Regions from separate parts of the Homo sapiens genome. Here region 2 is linked to region 1. A link is an interaction called in ENCODE POLR2A ChIA-PET data of the cell type or tissue named here. Cell type or tissue: HepG2. All regions are shown on one strand. Each heading gives the region's core, and the rest is flanking DNA. Links, peaks and the distances in the headings are about the cores only.

Evidence for each region. Peaks named below come from ENCODE experiments on the same cell type or tissue, not always from the same donor. Only the 100,000 strongest peaks of a DNase experiment are listed, where the experiment ranks them.
Region 2: POLR2A ChIA-PET joins it to region 1 with 5 read pairs; 6 of 35 experiments call an interaction of 5 or more read pairs at or near these places.

The regions. Positions count from the first base shown.
Region 1 is chr3:150,249,410-150,258,128 of GRCh38, reverse strand. No RefSeq gene overlaps it. Among named protein-coding and RNA genes, the nearest start is that of LINC01213, 15 kb to the right of the region's middle. In HepG2, for the core only: no CTCF peak of the experiment used is centred there; a DNase peak (open chromatin) is centred at 4,338.
Region 2 is chr3:150,423,471-150,432,189 of GRCh38, reverse strand. The region is part of intron 1 of TSC22D2 (TSC22 domain family member 2); the gene reads right to left. Among named protein-coding and RNA genes, the nearest start is that of TSC22D2, 20 kb to the right of the region's middle. In HepG2, for the core only: no CTCF peak of the experiment used is centred there; no DNase peak of the experiment used is centred there.

The DNA.
Region 1 (8,719 bases), core at 427-8,426:
CTCAAGCAATTCTCTTGCTTCAGCCTCCCAAGTAGCTAGGACTGCAGATGAGCTACACCATACCTGGCTCATTTATGATTATTACTGTTTTAGAGATGGACTCTCACTATGTTGCCCAGGCTGATCTACAACTCCTGGTCTCAAATCATCCTCCTGCTTTAGCCTCCCAAAGTGCTGGGATTACAGGTGTGAGCCACCATACCCGGCCAGCATTAGTTATTTTAAAAATTCTTTCTCTTATCAGTCCACCTCAGGCCACCTGACTTTTCTCTTCTCAACTTACCTGAAAATGTAACACCCCACTGAGTCCCTCAGATCAAACTTTTTTTTTTTTTTTTGAGACAGAGATTCACTCTTGTTGCCTAGGCTGAAGTGCAATGGCGCGATCTTGGCTCACTGCAACCCCTGCCTCCCGGATTCAAGTGATTCTCCTGCCTCAGCCTCCCGAATAGCTGGGATTACAGGTGCCTGCCACCACACCTGGCTAATTGTTTGTATTTTCAGTAAAGATGGGGTTTCACCATGTTGGCTAGGCTGGTCTCAAACTCCTGGCCTCAAGTGATCCACCCACCTTGGCCTCCCAAAGAACTGGGATTACAGGTGTCAGTCACCATGACTGGCTTACAAATGGTCATTATAGAAGTTTGATCTGGCCAGGTACAGTGGCTCACACTTGTAATCCCAGCACTTTGGGAGGCCGAGACAGACAGATCACTTGAGGCCAGGAGTTCGAGACCAGCCTGGCCAACATGGTGAAACCCCATCTCTACTAAAAATACAAAAATTAGCTAGGTGTGGTGACGCCCACCTGTAGTCCCAGCTACTGGGGAGGCTGAGGCATGAGAATTGCTTAAACCCAGGAGGCAGAGGCTGCAGTGAGCCAAGATCATGCCACTGCATTCCAGCCTGGGTGACAAAGTGAGACTGTGCCTCAAAACAAACAAACAAACAAACAAACAAACAAACAAACAAACAAACAAAAAAACCATTTGTAAAGCCACCTTGACCTGTATCTGAGTCCTTTTCCAGGAAGGGCTGCAGGCTGTATTGCCTGTCCTTCTTCTGACCCACCATTCTATCTTTCCCTCTAAATGTCAAGTCGTTCTTTAAAACAACACCTCCCTGAAGCATTTCCGGATTAATTGCAGCTCTCACGCTCCTCACAGGAAGCGCCAATCAATGTCCGTTCTTCTGTGCCTTACCAGGGCTGCAAATTATTTTCTGTTCAGTACAAACTGTGTTTCTTCTGATTTTTAGCCAGTATTCTTTCTAGGTCCTTTAGAGTCTGAGTTTTCTCTAACCATATTCTTCTTTTTTCACTTTTTCCACTCTTACATTAAAAGCTGCTTAGGGACTACAACCTCTGACCCCAGAAATATATGCAAATAGACACTTAACGCAGTCTGTTGGTGAATTTCTCTCATGGCTTCTTTTAGGCTAAGCAAGACTCAACGAGCATCTTCTGGCTTCTTTCTTGGGACCTATTATGGCTCTTATCTACAACATCTTGGGCTTCCCAAAGCTTGAGGTTTTGAGAATCAACCACAGACAGTTGACTTCCAGTGCTACTCCCTAGGAGAAATTCCCTGGCTGTGAGAGCTCCTTGCTTAAATAAGGCAGGAGTACTTTCTCAAAGAAGTCAAGGATCATTTCACTATCTAATCTCTGTGAGAGCAATTGGATAAGGAAAGGAGTCTTTGGGGCCTGCAGCAGTTAACAATAATCTAGGTTATGCTGCTATAATGAACAACAGTCAAATCTCAGTGGCTTTAAACCAAAAATGTTGATTTCTTGCTTATGTTACTTCTCCCATGTGGGTTGGCAGGAGGACTTTGACATAATAGAGTCCCCATACCAGTGACCCTCATTCCAGAGAGGAAGAGTTCTGGAGCGTCTTGCATCAATAATTCAATATTCCAGCCAGGAAGAGACCCACATCACTTCTGTTCATTGGCTAGAACTAGTCACATGGTTCTGACCAAAGAGACCAGGAATTACATACAATCTACCTTGTGTTTGAGAGGAAGGGGAACTGGAAATATTTAGAGAACAGCACTAATGATGTCCACAGACCCAACTGTAATGATTAACATTCACAGGCTAGTATTTGACCCAGACTAACTTGAGGCAATTGCAGGCAGCATTTCTAAACCTCTTTGTATTTCAATCAAAAGAAATCACTTTCAACATTTTGCTCCTAATTACTCTGTATCCCTCTCAAATTGTTCCTACTTCAAGGTGAAATCAGTGAAATGTTTTGAGAGCCCTGGTGCAGAGTTTCAGGCCTGTCACAGCTTCTTTGCTAACATCTTCACCTTGGCACTTGGGTTCTCCTTGAGTGTCCTCCCCACCCCCTTCACCAGCCTCAACCTCACTCTGCCTACCTCATCACCCTGGGAGCTGCTTGCATGCATCACTGTTTTGGTGGATGGCAGCAATACACAAGGGCACCTCATTGTTGGAAAGGAACTGCCTTCCGCCTGCCAAGGACAAATGCAGACACACAAAGCAATATCAAGCAAGACTTCACATCAAAGGGAACCCTGCCTGGGCTTGCCAAGAGCAGGCTGCCTCTGTGTCTTTCTCTTCAGCCTTGTCAGTATTCTTAGGGTCCAACAGGCCTATGGTGTCCCTGCCAGGCCGCCTCATTCACCCAGCACTCCTGTTCACTCTGACACCAAAAGCTCTGGGCTCTCCCTGAATCTGGGCTCGACAACTTGAACGGAGCACAATGCCAAGTGTTTAAAAATGCTGCGTGATTAGGAAGGAAAATCTCTGAGAAATATTTACTCTGTGAATTCTATGTGAGTAGGAGAACAGAATACTTTACCTTGTTCAGTGAAGCAACACATAGAAAGTTAAGAAATCCCTGCCTAAGACCTAGGAAAGCTTACCTAAAGAGGAAGGAAGAATGCTCTATGAGCGGAGATTTGGGAACATTGGAACCAACACTGAAATTGACACTGGCTGGCCTGGGCATTCAGACGTGACTGGGGAAGTCGTGTGACAAACAGAAGATCCAGAGAAACTTTAAGTTCTGCTTTAGAACCAACAGAAGAATTCAGGTTCTGTTGCTTTAAGGAAAAGAACACGTTTGTTTTACAAAGAGGATGAGGGAAAAATGGAAAAGAGAGACTGGCAGGGACAAAAAAGGGGATTGAAACTTTATTTTAGACAACAGGTAAGCCTATCTGTCTGTTCTGGATGCTAAAGAACTCTTCTGGAAGGATACACTCATCATCAAAATACAATGGAAGTTACAAAGTTTTAAAGTCAAATATTGTGAGAACTTGAAACGGGAGATGGTCTTTTCCAATTTTTTTTTTTTTTTTTAGTTATGAAAATCTAAGGCTCAGGAATGTCAAGGGGCCTTTTCACAGTCACACAGCTGCTTAGTGACAAAGCTGTAGCTAGAACCCTGAGCTTCTGACTCTCAGACATGGGTTGTTAAATCACAGCGTGGTATAATGGTGCTACGTGTGGCACGTGATCAGAGAGCACAGGTCTGCAACTTCATCAAGTAAGGTATTTTTAACATGGTGACTTCAACACTTTGACTAAGCTCTTCCACTGTAGCCAACCCTACTGCACTGTTCCAACAGCTTCCCAGAATGGTAGTAATTAGAGCAAAGAAAAAAAATAGGACCCAGAGAAAATGTAACATTTCTTAGTAGTGGGAGGAGGTGGAAATAAATGCATTTACATAACTTTCTACTTTCAGAACACTTCATGTGACTACGGGTTATTAACCTAGGGTCCATGAAGAGAACTCAGGCATTCCAGGACAGGAAAAAAAAATTACATCTTTTACTGAACTCTCACTGAAATGCATCATTACCTTCATTATGAATGTAGGCAACAAACCACAACAGTGTTTGCAGTCTTTGGACTTTGTCACTAATAGAAATAAACATTTTCACATTGTATTAGCTGTTGCAGGTATCTTGAAATATCTTTACCTTTTTTATCACTTTGCTGTGATGGTAGTTTTTAGATCTGCTGCTAGATTTTGTTAAATAGTGCTTAATAAGCACCTATATTACTATACCACAGATTTTTATAAATGTTTTGATAATCATATTTCAATATAATTGGATTATTTTATAATTCTATGTATGTATTTATTTTAAGCTGTTAAAGGCATTATTCTAAGAAGGGATCTGTAGACCTCACCTGTCAGAGGGGTCCTTGGCATGAAAGTTAGGAACTCTGACATGTGAGGGGTCAACGAGTGTCAGGTTGCCAATGGATACCCATGTCACTAGGTCCCCTGTCCCTGCACCATCATCCTGTGGGCTCAGAATGAAGGGATGCTTGCTTGTCATTCTGGGTTGGAGAGCTGCCAATATCTCTTGCCACAGACTGTGTTTGTAATTCCAGGGTGTACCAGCCTTTGAAAACTGACATGATTATATTGCAAAACGTGACAGAAAAGAATCCATTGTTTGGCGTTATTATTAAAATTAAGACTGATATGGAGTTGGTAATATTTATATTAAGAGGGCTGTGTTCACACGTCCATGGAAGTTGACTTTTCTGCGGGAACTGGCACTTTAAAGTCCAGTCAAAAGGAAGTCAATGTTTTCAAAGATGACAAAAACTGATTTGGCATGGTCAGTACATGTTCAGACTATTATTAAGTAAGAAAAATAAAAATTTTAAATATTAAGACACCATTTCCACCTCTCAAATAGGCCAAGAGTTTTAAAGGTGGTAATTCTCAGGATCGATAGGGTGTAGTAAAATAGATATTTTCCTAAACTACTCACAAGACCAAGGCTTGACATAACTTTTCTAGATGGCAGATTGGGCTTTATGTTTTAAGTGAGTGCTTTTCACCCAGTAATTTCACTTCTAGGAATTTATTCTGCAGGCAGAATTACAAAGATATTCTTCAAAATATTATTCATAACAGTAAAAAAATTGGAAACAGCGTGAATGCCAACAACAAGAGCTTGGTCAAATTATGCTACATCTGTAGGATGAACTATTACGTAGCTAATTTAAAAAATAGCCATTCTGACAATATGTAATGATATAAGGAAATGTGTAAAAATAATGTAGACTTAAAATACAACACATAAAACTGCAAGTATAAAATAATTCTGTTTTTTAGTTTTAAAATATCCTTCGTATTTCTTTGCAATCTTACTTATGTACATATACCTATAGAATATGTGTGTGTAAAAAACTAGAAGGAAATATATCACAGTGTTAGGGTAGTGGCATTTAATTATTGGGTAGAGGCATTTTAATTATTTTTATTTACTTCTTTATGTTTTTGGAACTCCTGACATTAGGAGAAGCAGTAAGACACTGTTTTTAAGAAGATGAGCTGGTGCCACATGGGCTGATGTGTTTGCTGTGCCTTCTTGTTGCTCCAGACAAAAGTTTGTTTTGCTGGTTGCTACTGAGTGTTATTTTTCTTGTAACCTTTGCTCTCTTTCCCCACCATTGGCTTCCAGATGTCTGATTTCACCAAGTTCAGGGCACTGGACGCATGTGCATTTTCCCCTCTAACTTGAACAGGAAATTCAGAAACTGCCTTAAGCCTGCCAGCCTGATAGAGCCAGCACCAACATGAATATCAACCCAAAACCTCTTGGCCTAATGAAAAATAGCTCGATGGGGGAATGTGAAGCTTTTGTAAAAACTGGTGACTGAGTTTGAGATAGGGAAAGAATTTTAGGAGGCATCTGCCCCTCTTTCCTCTTGGTCAATGATGGCTTCTGCCTAGTTGTGCTTTCTGCATGTTGTGGGTGAAAAATGGAGATAAAAAGTAATTATTCTACAGCAACTTAACCTTTTGCTGATATTTGGTAGAAAGTGATAAACTTTCAACTTTCTGTCATTATTTAGCATGTAGTGTATAAATTAGCTGGAAAAAATTCTGTTTGAATAGATGAAGACATATTTTCTACGGATTTTACCTTGAAAGTGAGAAATACAAAGGTAATTTTCTGTTTGTGAATGTTTGTTTTAGGGTTCTATTATTTGCAGTGCCATTTAGAATTTTGGAAACATTAGAGTCTATATTCCATTCCTCCTGTCTTTCTTAAACTTGGATCAATTTTCTCCGGGTGAAGTTTAAAATAATAAAAACTGGGAAACCATTTACTCAATGCCTCCTGTTGCATAGCAATCTAAACAAACAGGCCCCTTTCCTCTGTTAAGAACTTCCAATAAGACAAATCACAAAGCTTGTGTTTAAAAAAATGATTTCCAAGTTCCCCACCCCCAACCCCATTTGAAAGCTTCCTTTAAAAAAAATAGAGGCAAAAGATTGTAGACAAGAAACTTAATTGACTTTTTAGTGAGTCACTTCTCATGCTACTACAGGGATTAGAAAACTCTTTTGTTTGCGGTGAGGCCAGAGGATCTGAACTGGACACATAAATACCAAGCCAACCAAAGCAGGACAAATAATAAGAAATAATAGTAACCATCAGGTGGTCAGTATCTTCTGTGTAGCAGACACAGTGCCATGTAAGTTATCTAATCTTATAACAAACTTCCTGTGTTGGATATCTTACATTTGCACCCCCAGGTCCTCTCTCTACTCTTTTCCATCCTGTTCTCTGCCCAGGGAGGATGACCTATTTAGACAGCAGCAAAGGGCTTGCTTACCCAAGAGTACTGGCAGGAGAGAGGAAGGAGGAGGTAAGATCAGAGTATGTTCCTGGCCCCTTCTCTGCTGGTTCCTGCAGGTTGGCTGTGTCCCTCTACCCAGAGATACAGCTCCTGCCAGGCAGCCCTTTCCATTCCACTCCCCTCCCTGGCTTCCAAGAATGGCTCCTCGATGCTTCATTCAGGTCTAGTGGTGGGAAGAGCTCCCTGCGGTTGCCAGCTCCATATCGAAGTGAACTCTTAGGCAATGTCTTCTCATGCAATTTATTGGGAAATCAATCAGAGATTGACCTTTGCTAGACAACCTCTAGTGTCTTGTAAACATTATTTAAATTTTAAATTATTTGTCTTTTCAAAATCATGGGCTGTGGCACTAAGTAGTTTTGGCCTTGACTGTAAGCTTTGTCAACATTGAACACCTGGACAAAGTATTAACCTAGCAGAGCCTCAATTTACTAAAAATTAAAGAGTAACAGTAATATCTACCTTACATGGTATTGTGAGAATTCAGTGAACATATATAAAATTTTATTACAAGATACAGCACATAAATCTAATTTTATTCCTCTTTTTTCCCTCTTTCTTTCCTCCAACTAGGGGCCAAATTTAGCTAACATTTACTGAGTGATTATTATGTGTCATGTACTAGTTTAAGCATTTTATACATATTAATTGATTTACATCAATCCTATATACTATTATCCTCTCTTTTACAGATGGAGAAATCAAGGTGCAAAGAGGTTAAGAAATTTGTCCAAGGTTTGCCAGGACATAGATGGGAGTACTAATTCACAACTAGATGGTAAACTTTTCAAGGCAAAACCAACTGTATACCAAATTTCTTTCTTTCTTTCACAGGGCCTAGCATGATGTCTTCCATATGCAGGTGTTCAATAAGTGCTGATTTTATTCCAGGAGCAGAGGCAATTAAGCTAGGGTTGCAATAGTTAGGGAGCCAGGAGATCCACATGGTCAAAGTAGCAGCTGCTTTCACGAAGCAGTAATGCGTGCCGCTCGAATTTGGATGCAAGGTCCTGGTAACTGAGGAATGGGCTGTTGCTGGAAGATAGAGCAGAGAGCAGCCAGTTATCTTGCGGAGGGGTGAGGAAGGAAAGAGAACTTGAGCTGGGAAGCCAGCAACAGTGGAAAGCTCCCCAAGTGAAGCTTGAGCTCCTCTCTCAGCAATCCTCCTGGCCTTGAGGAGACAGTAAATCTCACTCCATCCTGTGGTTATACCACTGAAGCATCTTTAAAAACACTTAGTCCCAAACAATGGGCCCTTTCCTGCTGCTTTTCTTACCTGAGCCAGCAACCTCAGAGCTTTCTGGGATTTCTGTTAAAAACACCGAGATCCCAGGACTCCTTCTCTATCAACACAACTGTCGCTCACGCCAAGCATGGGACATATGGCCGAGCATCTGGGAGGGAGAAGATGGGCCAGGAGTGCTGGCAAGCGGCACATGCTTTCATTATAATGGATGTGTCACAGTAAATCATTTTGTAAATGTCCCCTCCCCCTGTGCTGCATAGCAAAACATAAAGGAAGACGAATTACCCACAGCACCACAATGCTGGTTGAATATGCCAAAACTTGTGCCTGAGACACTTAGTGACATTTCCTTAAATATCTTTTTAATATCTTGGCCAGGTTGGGCATACCAATGGCATTACAGAGCTTGCAAATCAATACCCCAGCTGTTTTGGTTTTTTAATAAAACTGAATGTGATCTATTTTAAATGATTGCCTTCCACCCCTCTAATTTTCTACAGGGCTTTCAGAGAGCAAGACTGTGGGCAGCCCTGAAGTCAGGACTTGGCTCTGAAAGGGTAGTTGTTCCTTTTGGGGGTGGGGTAGAAATTAAACATTTGCTGGATTACTGTCATCATTTTTTCCTAGTCCTCTAGTCTCCCAAATCTAGTGATCTACATGATTTACAGGACCAACTTGTGGTGTGCTGCTGTTTTTAAAAAATGAGTTTACCAAAATGTTGCAGAAGAATCTAAAGGGCTTAGCTTCTACAAATCAAATTGATTTCTCCATTTGGGATCAGTCCAAGTGATTTATTCATAATTTTATTAGAGATCTTTTCCA
Region 2 (8,719 bases), core at 179-8,178, 170 kb before region 1:
TGCCAATTCTGAAACCTGGTAATGTGTCGAAAACAGATGTCAGAATGTTTAGTGTCCCACTTCAGCTAGCCATAGAAAAGCTAAGAGAAGAGATGTTTAGGGTCCAGTGAAACACCACTTCGAATAATGAGATTTAGATTTGTGGTTAAAAATCTCGCAGCAGACAAGCCACCTAACACAACTACCAGAATAAAACTAAGAGGATACAACAGTATATACAGGATAGCAATACATAATTTGCAAACCCAAGTGGTGATGTAAAATGTCTTCAAATTACACTATTTTTTCCAACTCAAAATAATTAAAAGCCCAATTTAATACATACATATAAAAATCACAGTACAGAAAGGGAAGTACATGAATATACTTCAATTTCTAAGGGACACATTAATATCCAAATGTTCTCCTACTCTTGCCACCCACCACCCAACTCTGAGCAATAAAAGACCTCCCCTTATAAAACTTCACCAACTCTAGTAGTCGTTTCAGCTGGATTTTAGGCAGTACTCCCTTGCCTTTCGAATACTCCCAATAGTACAAACTAGCTAAGCAAGTACATTTTTTTCCTAGTATTTTATCCAAAAACATTAATACTGCATTTTTTATTAAATATTTAAATTTTAAATAATCCTTTAGGTGACTAACACAAGTACTTACATATTCAAACAAGACAGGAAGGGAAAAAGACAACTGTTTAATTAAGTATAATTGGTGAACCTATACTGGCTCTTCGAACAGGTTAAAAAATGGTTATGAAGGACATTATTGTAATAACTGACAAAATCTGAATATGCACTGTATATTCATATTTGATAATAGCACATTAATATAAGATACCCTGAATTTGGTAATTATATTGTTGGTAAGAGAATAATCTTCTTAGGAAACATAAGCTGAAGTATCTGAAGTTAAATGGATATGGTATTTCCTATCTACTCTTTTTTTTTTTTTTTTTTTTTTTTTTTGAGACAGAGCCTCACTCTGTCACCCAGGCTGGAGTGCAGTGGCGCGATCTCGGCTCACTGCAAGCTCTGCCTCCTGAGTTCACGCTATTCTCTTGCCTCAGCCTCCCGAGTAGCTGGGACTATAGGTGCCTGCCACCACGCCTGGCTAATTTTTGTATTTTTAGTAGAGATGGGGTTTCACCTTGTTAGTGGTTCCTAAAATAATATGTTAGGATGATAAAGCAAATATGACAAAATGTTAACAAACACTGAATCTTGGTAAGAAGATTGAGTTCTTTGTACTATTCTTGTAATTTTTCTGTAAATTTGAAATTATTTCAAATTAAAGATTCAGACCTTTCTCTTCTTTTTGATTAGAAAATAATATCCTCAGAATGGTCTAATCTCTAAAACCAATCATCCTCTTCAGACTTCCTTCTGTTATCTAAATGCAGGTGGTATTGCCTAAGGTCCTGGCTTGACCCTTTACCCTACTCTAATCCTTGGCAATCTTGGCCTTTCCTAAAGCTTGAACTCTAATAAAACATTCTTAAATCTCAACTAGCTTTAATTTCTATACCAACCTGCAAGTCTGCAGCCTCAGCTGCACCCCAAATATTTTCACCTTGACTTTGTACCAGCTTATCAACTCATCCAAAAAACAGCTAAAAACAAAAACCTCATCACTACTTTCTCCTTCCCAAACTAATTCTTTCACTAATACTTTCTAACAGTACCAGCATTCCCTCAGTCAATTAGGTTTGGCACTTTGGAGTCAAGTTTGACTGCTCCCCTATCATGACCAATCAGTTGTAAAATCCTGTAATTCCTATCTCATCCCCATTGCCTAATTCAGGCTTCAGTACCTTTCTAGAATCTCTGTCTCTAATCTAACTGCTCTCCTCTCCTGTCTTCAAATGTTATACACCTACCAAATTTAACTTTATCCTTATCATATAAGGCCAGTACTTCCATAGTGGTGCACAATATTTCCTCTAACTGGAATGTTCCCTTCCCCTCAGTTCTTTAATTCTGCTTGACCAAATTCTACCCACCTTTCAGTTTCCAACTCAAAAGCCACCTCCTGAAGAAGCTTTGACCAATCCCTCCAGCTGTACTTGAGAGATATGAAGTGCTTACATTTTATATGAGTTATTACTTTCAATCATGTGATAATGTATTTACCATTTTCCATATTAAGACCAAGCTCACTGAAAGCAGTTACTAAATCTTATTGTTTCTTCTAGTATTTAATTATAGGAGAACAAACTTTTGCTGAGTCAGGTAATTGCAAACGTTCCTGGTATTTTCCCTCAGCTTCATTCTGAGTTACTCTAAAAAAGTGAGATTTTTAAGGCTTTAGAATCTTTTGGTTGGAAAAGGTGATCTAAGACCACTGAAGATGGTAACAGGAAAATGCCTTAAATAGCAAGTAACTATAATTGGGGACAAACACGTATTGTTAAAGAGACTACTTTATAATATGACCAGGCATCTAATACTTTACTGAACTTCCCAAGTAGCTTTACAGAACACCATAGGCATGAGTTTCAAACAGTTTTAAGTGGCTTCTTTCATCTTCCATTAAAATCCCAATGACCTACCTTCACTACACTCTACATACAATTTCTTTCTTTCCCACACACTATTCTTATTTCCAGATCAACAAGAATTTGAATTATATTTTGAGAGCATCAATTTCATAACCAAGCATGTGGCTTTTAAAAACTTGGAGACCTGGTTTTCCCTACAGTCCTATGACTATGACCTAGACTGATGCCCATTTATATATATAGTCCATGATTTCTAAATGAAGTTAACCTTAAATTCTGCCAGTCAGTCTGTAATGTGTAGTTATTTTTCTCCATGAGTTACTCTACCTCCCCTTGGCACCTGGGTAGGAAGAATTCACTAGTTTTTAAGATGCTGCTGAAATCATCAGCATGGTGATAACTGGTGCCTAGTTATTTGTGGGGCTTCATTTACCACCACTCCTATGGCAATTCTCATTTCCAAATAAGCTTACTGTCACTCATTTTCTTCTGAGGGAAGCTCCATTGGTTTCTCTATTCAGATCAACATTTACTGCCTCTGACATGGAATTCTTCCCTAAAAAAGCAGAATAGTTTACTACCCTTCCATTCCTTAAGCAAATACACAGCTCTTTAAGGTTTACTGATAATCACAGCCAATAATGACGAAACAGAAGTAAAGGAGTTCAATTCCAATGCTTGTACTTCCATTTAGAAAAGTTGGGGAAATAAAACTCCAGAGTAGGCATTTTAAATGTAACTAAAATTAAATTTCACTTAAAATCAGCATCCCTGGTTAACAGACAGGAAGATAGTTGTATTATTTCTAGTGATGGCAAGACCATTTCCCAAGGGATCTGTTTACTTTTCAGTAAGCTCGCTCAGGCCTGCCTGTTGAAATACCCCTGGATATGCAAATAGAGTATAAAGAAATTTGGTTTTCTAGTTAGTTTTGTATTTAGAACAACTGTTCTGTAGAAATGGAGTACAACAGATTAGTCACCATCATTTCAACATCACCTAAAATCACATTAGTTTTTGTGGCAGCACTGTCACTTGCTAACCAATACTACAAAATGCCATTAACACACATATCTAAGTATGTTTTTTTTTTTTTTTACTATACCCAGTCAACCTAGGTTTCAACCTCCCTGAATTTACATATAAATTCTTCCAATTTCTTGATTTCTGTATTTGTTTCAGTTAAATTTATAAATGCTGTCATTCACAATGGCTATCACTTCCTTGATTTAATGTCATCTGAACATAACCACGCCCTGAGGTTTCCATCTAAATCAGGGATCCAAAAATGAGTTTTAGAGGGAATATATAAAGCTTTCATCCTCTAAGTACCAGTGATTACCTGCCCCTCCTACCCTGGGCCTGCCCCATCCCCCACTTAAGAACTACAAACTAAACTACTGATGAAAACATTTATATATGTGATACGAAAGAGTCCTGTGAGAATAGCAACTGTAGTAAGCACTGCAGAAAAGGTGGAAATTTGTAGGCAATCTTAGTTAACTGACTCTCCACACCAATAAGACCAGACTTGCTACTCCCTATGTTCAATAAAGGAACAGTGCTATGTTACAAATTAAAATGGAAGACACAATGACTAAACACAATGTGGAATCCTGAATTGGATCCTGGAACAGAAAAAGGACACTTACAAAAGTGGAAAACTTGGTAAAATTAAAATAAGATCTGTAGTTTAGTTAATAGTATTCTATCAATGTTAACTTCCTAACTTTGATAATTGTACTAAGGTTGTACAACATGTTAACATTAAGGGAGGCTAGGTAAAGGACATACAAGAAGCCTCAGCACTATTTTTGCAACTTTAAATCTAAAATATTTCAGATTAAAAAGTAAAATAAAAGGAAGGAAGGAGAGGAAGAGAAGAAGAAAGGAAGGAGGAAATGAAGTAAGGAAAGAGGGAGGGAGGGAGGAAGAATAAAAGGTGACAATCATTAAAAAGCTATGCTATAATTTTTAGCTTCTTGTACTATCCTCTACTAGATGTCTTTTAGTGGAACAGGTTGAAATATAATCAGATAATAAATTATGTAAGTACTAGGTACAAATTAGTAAGGAATATATTGGGGTTGGTCACAAAATGGTTCAGGTACATATCCTCAAGATACTTATGCATAATCACTAGGAGAGAACATTTAACCAATACCAATCTCCAACAAATAAGCTACTTGAGTGATTCTTTAAAATTATATAGTCCACATCTACAACTATGCAGAACCATACAGATGAATCTCAAATACAATACTGGATGAAAGAGGTCAGACACAAAACACATAGTGTATGGTCCTACATATATAACACATTAGAAATTAGGATTGGGAGGGGAAGTGACTGATGGGGGGCATGAAGAGGACATGAAAGGGGCTTATAATATTCTATGTATTGATCTGGGTGCTGCCCACACAGGTGTGTTCAATTTGAGCTATACATTTATGAATGGTGCACTTTTCCGATACAAATTATACTTCAATAAAAAAATTTTACAAGTCCTATCACCAAGCATTCAAAAACTAGATCAGCTAAGTTGCATAACTTGAGTTTTACCATTTGGGATAACAAGTACTGGTGGATGTTAATGATGGACCCAAGATTCTTAGAGATGAGCAAAACAAAATAAATTGTCTCATATGGTACCAATGGTATTTATGACATAAACAGCTTAGTTCTAATTTATTCCTAGCTTCAAAAAAAAATCTCATAGGAAACAATGATAGGAAATACTGGAAGGCGTTCCCTACACAAAATACTTGAGGCTATTTAAATAAGAAGACTTTTTTTATCCAATAATTTTAAAATTAGAGGTAATAAGTGAATAATCACTGTAGAAAACAATTTGAGAGATCATCAATTATCTAGTAAAAAAATTTAGGATAAACTTACTAGACTTTCATTTTAAGTTAATAACCCATGTCTACTACTTTCCTTATTAACTTCTCTCTAAATACTGGTGCTATCATAAGGACAGACAAGCAGACTCAAGGGGATGTACACCTAGCAACTGTTCTCTCACTTGTTTTAAGTACATTTATGCATTTCTTAATGAAGACAAAAGCCCTGCAAGTGCTTATCGATGAGGTTAAAGCCTTACAAGCTACCTGATTTCTTCCTTTAGTCTAGCTGAAGTTTCTTCCCCTTAGTACTCCTTTACTTTAGTGACCTGGTATTTAGAAGAGGGTAAAATTGTTTGCTATAAACCCTTACGCTGAGCTTTTGTAAACAAAGGACTCCCAATGAGAACCTGCTTGCCGCTCCCCAGTGATCATCAGGATAGGTTTCTAAACTAATTCTGCCAATTTAACAAAGCAATGCCAAGTATTAACTTTGGAAAACTGTTCTTTAGAAAATAGGAAGTCAAATTTTAAAGTTACTATTCTCAAATGCCAGTAGGCTTAGGATCTCAGGAAAAATTAACTCCTCCATAGTAAGATAATCTCCCAGAAAGCTAACTATGTAAGTTATAGTATTTATTTTAATAAAGAGTCAACTCAAAACAGTTTGGGCTACTGCAGAAAGGGTTGGATTATTTTTGCGTTATCAGTATCTACTGTCCCTACATTTGAAGATGGTTCAGCTGATTGATTCCCTGAGGGCTCTGCAAATGGCAAACAGAGAAGACAGAAACCATGATGGCACCTACAGAAAAAGGGAAAGGAAGACTTGAGGGTAGCTTCAATTTTAGTACAATAACTGAGTAAAGCACTGGATATAAATGGAAGGAGAAATATCTAAATATAGGCAGAGGCAGGCTGCTTGGTGAAAAGTCTATTAATTTGCCAATTCTAATTTAAATATGGAAGGAAACAAAGGGGCCATTAGAGAACTTTAAGTCAATATGAGAAAGGTATATTAGTTACTTACATTTTGATTAAAAGATATTCTGCTAAACTGAAAGATTCCTGAGGAAAAAAGGAGATTCTTGTCTTTCTAGTTAGACAAAATCAAACTAGGGATATTCAGCTATTTAGGGTAGGTCTACTGAAAATGGGCACTTAAAAGCTGCCCCTACTGAAAATGATTTCCAACATTTCATAAATAGGAGCCTAAAATCTGTTATCTAGTAATAGCGAGACAAATTTATGCCTCAAAATAAATAGATAATGTAGAAGATAACGTTAGGGACTTGCAGTCCCTTAAACTTCCAAATATCTTTTTCTTTTTGAGATGGAGTTTCGCTCTTGTCACCCAGGTTGGAGTGCAATAGCGCAATCTCAGCTCACTGCAACCTCCGCTTCCCAGGTTTAAGCAATTCTCCTGCCTTGGCCTCCCGAGTAGCTGGCATGTGCCACCATACCCAGCTAATTTTTGTATTTTTAGTAGAGATGGGGTTTCACCATGTTGACCAGGCTGGTCTCGAACTTCTGACCTCAGGTGATCCACTTGCCTCAGCCTCCCAAAGTGCTGGGATTACAGGCGGGAGCCACTGCGCCCAGTCTATGTCTCTCTTTAATAGGAGAATCACCCCTGCCAAATACCTATTTGCCAAATTAGTAGTAAAATAAAAAAAAAATCCTAAATTTATAATAGTAAAAATGAACAATGTGATTTGGTGATTTCCAGAACAATCAAGGTCAGAAGTTATATTTAATATTTTTTAAAGCTTAACACACACAAATCTTCAACCCATTTGGAATAAACGGTCTCATGATACTTTATTAGCTGATATACCTATCAGTAATTCTGTAGATAGTTGCCAACTGAAAGTGTAGACTATTAAAACTAATAAAGTTAGCCATGATTGCTCCTCTCAATGGAAAATTTAATAAGCTAGTTGAAAAGTTAAAAGAAAGCCACTAGTCAGTTTCCATTGGGTTGGCCTTGTCACCTTAGTACCAACGAGGCCAACTTACAGTGAAGAATGGCTGATCTGATTATATTTTGATTTTATTATATTTTGGCATTAACACACTACAGACAAATATCCACTAACTTCTTTGGCTCTGAACAACAGGCTCCAAGGAGGAGAGAAAATAAATATTTTCAACCCATGAGAAACCATAGATACGCAACTTGCCTCATTTCTGATACCTTAAAAGTTTCAGGTATCTAAAAAAAGAAAACATATAAGGAGTATTTAGCTGTAACAACAAATGATGTACAGGCAACTTCTATGGTGGTTTTATTATGAAACAAAATAAACCTTTCAATATCATATTCAAATTATCAAAAATATAGCTCAAACCTTCCTACACTGATAAAAATAATATATATCATTCACATCAACATCATGACAGCTCAAAGTTAGCTATTTGAAATAAATCATCATACTTTTGAAAGCTACTCTTATTACATTTCTAAACAGAGTGCTATTTTTCCTTTTTCTAAGAGAAACTATAAAGCATACCCCAAAGTACTCACATTCTGGCTACATTTGGAAAACTATTTGAAAGATTAAACCTTCATGTTTATCTCATCTCACAATTTACATTTATGTATTAATTTAAATGGCTACAGAACTATTTAAAAATTTATTTTATAAACATGGTACTACAAATTTTAAAACTTCCTGTTCTAAAAGTAACTATTTAAAAAGATTTCTGGAACACACCATCAAAAAGATACTGTTAGAAAATTTCCCTAGAGTGACACACACAAGCAAATCAAGCCGAAGAATTAAGACTGTTTTAGCATTTCTAGGCAATGTGTATCATGTCTTAATATGACATGTACATGCACTTAGCAATACTCTTTTCTAATGAAAGAGATGGAGTTGAGTTCATGAGTGTTATCCAAAACTATGCCAGAAGACACAAATGCGTTGCCAGGCAGAGTTAAAAGAATCTAACGAGCTTTGTGTGAATTTTAAAAACATTGTTTGAACTCAACTTCTATTAATTAAACACAAAGTGATGGAATGCTAATAAATATTCAGCAAAACGATTGAACAGAGCATACACTACTTAAAATGTGTGTTAAGCAGAAAGATAAACCAAAGTATCTTTTGCCATAAAAGAACTCCAAGACTTCATTCTGTATTTTTAAAAGTTAACAGTAAAATCTATACAACATTTCTGTAAGAAAGCAAACTGTTTTAGGGGCTTACAAATCAGTAATGCAGACCTAGTGAATTCTAGCAAACAAACTTGAAGTTAAAGTTTCTTGCCAAAAATTAAACAATGATTACTTTGATACCTTGGTCTTGTTCCTCCTCCAATTTCATAATTTGAAATAACATTTTGCTTTGAATCACTATGGCTTTTACAGAAA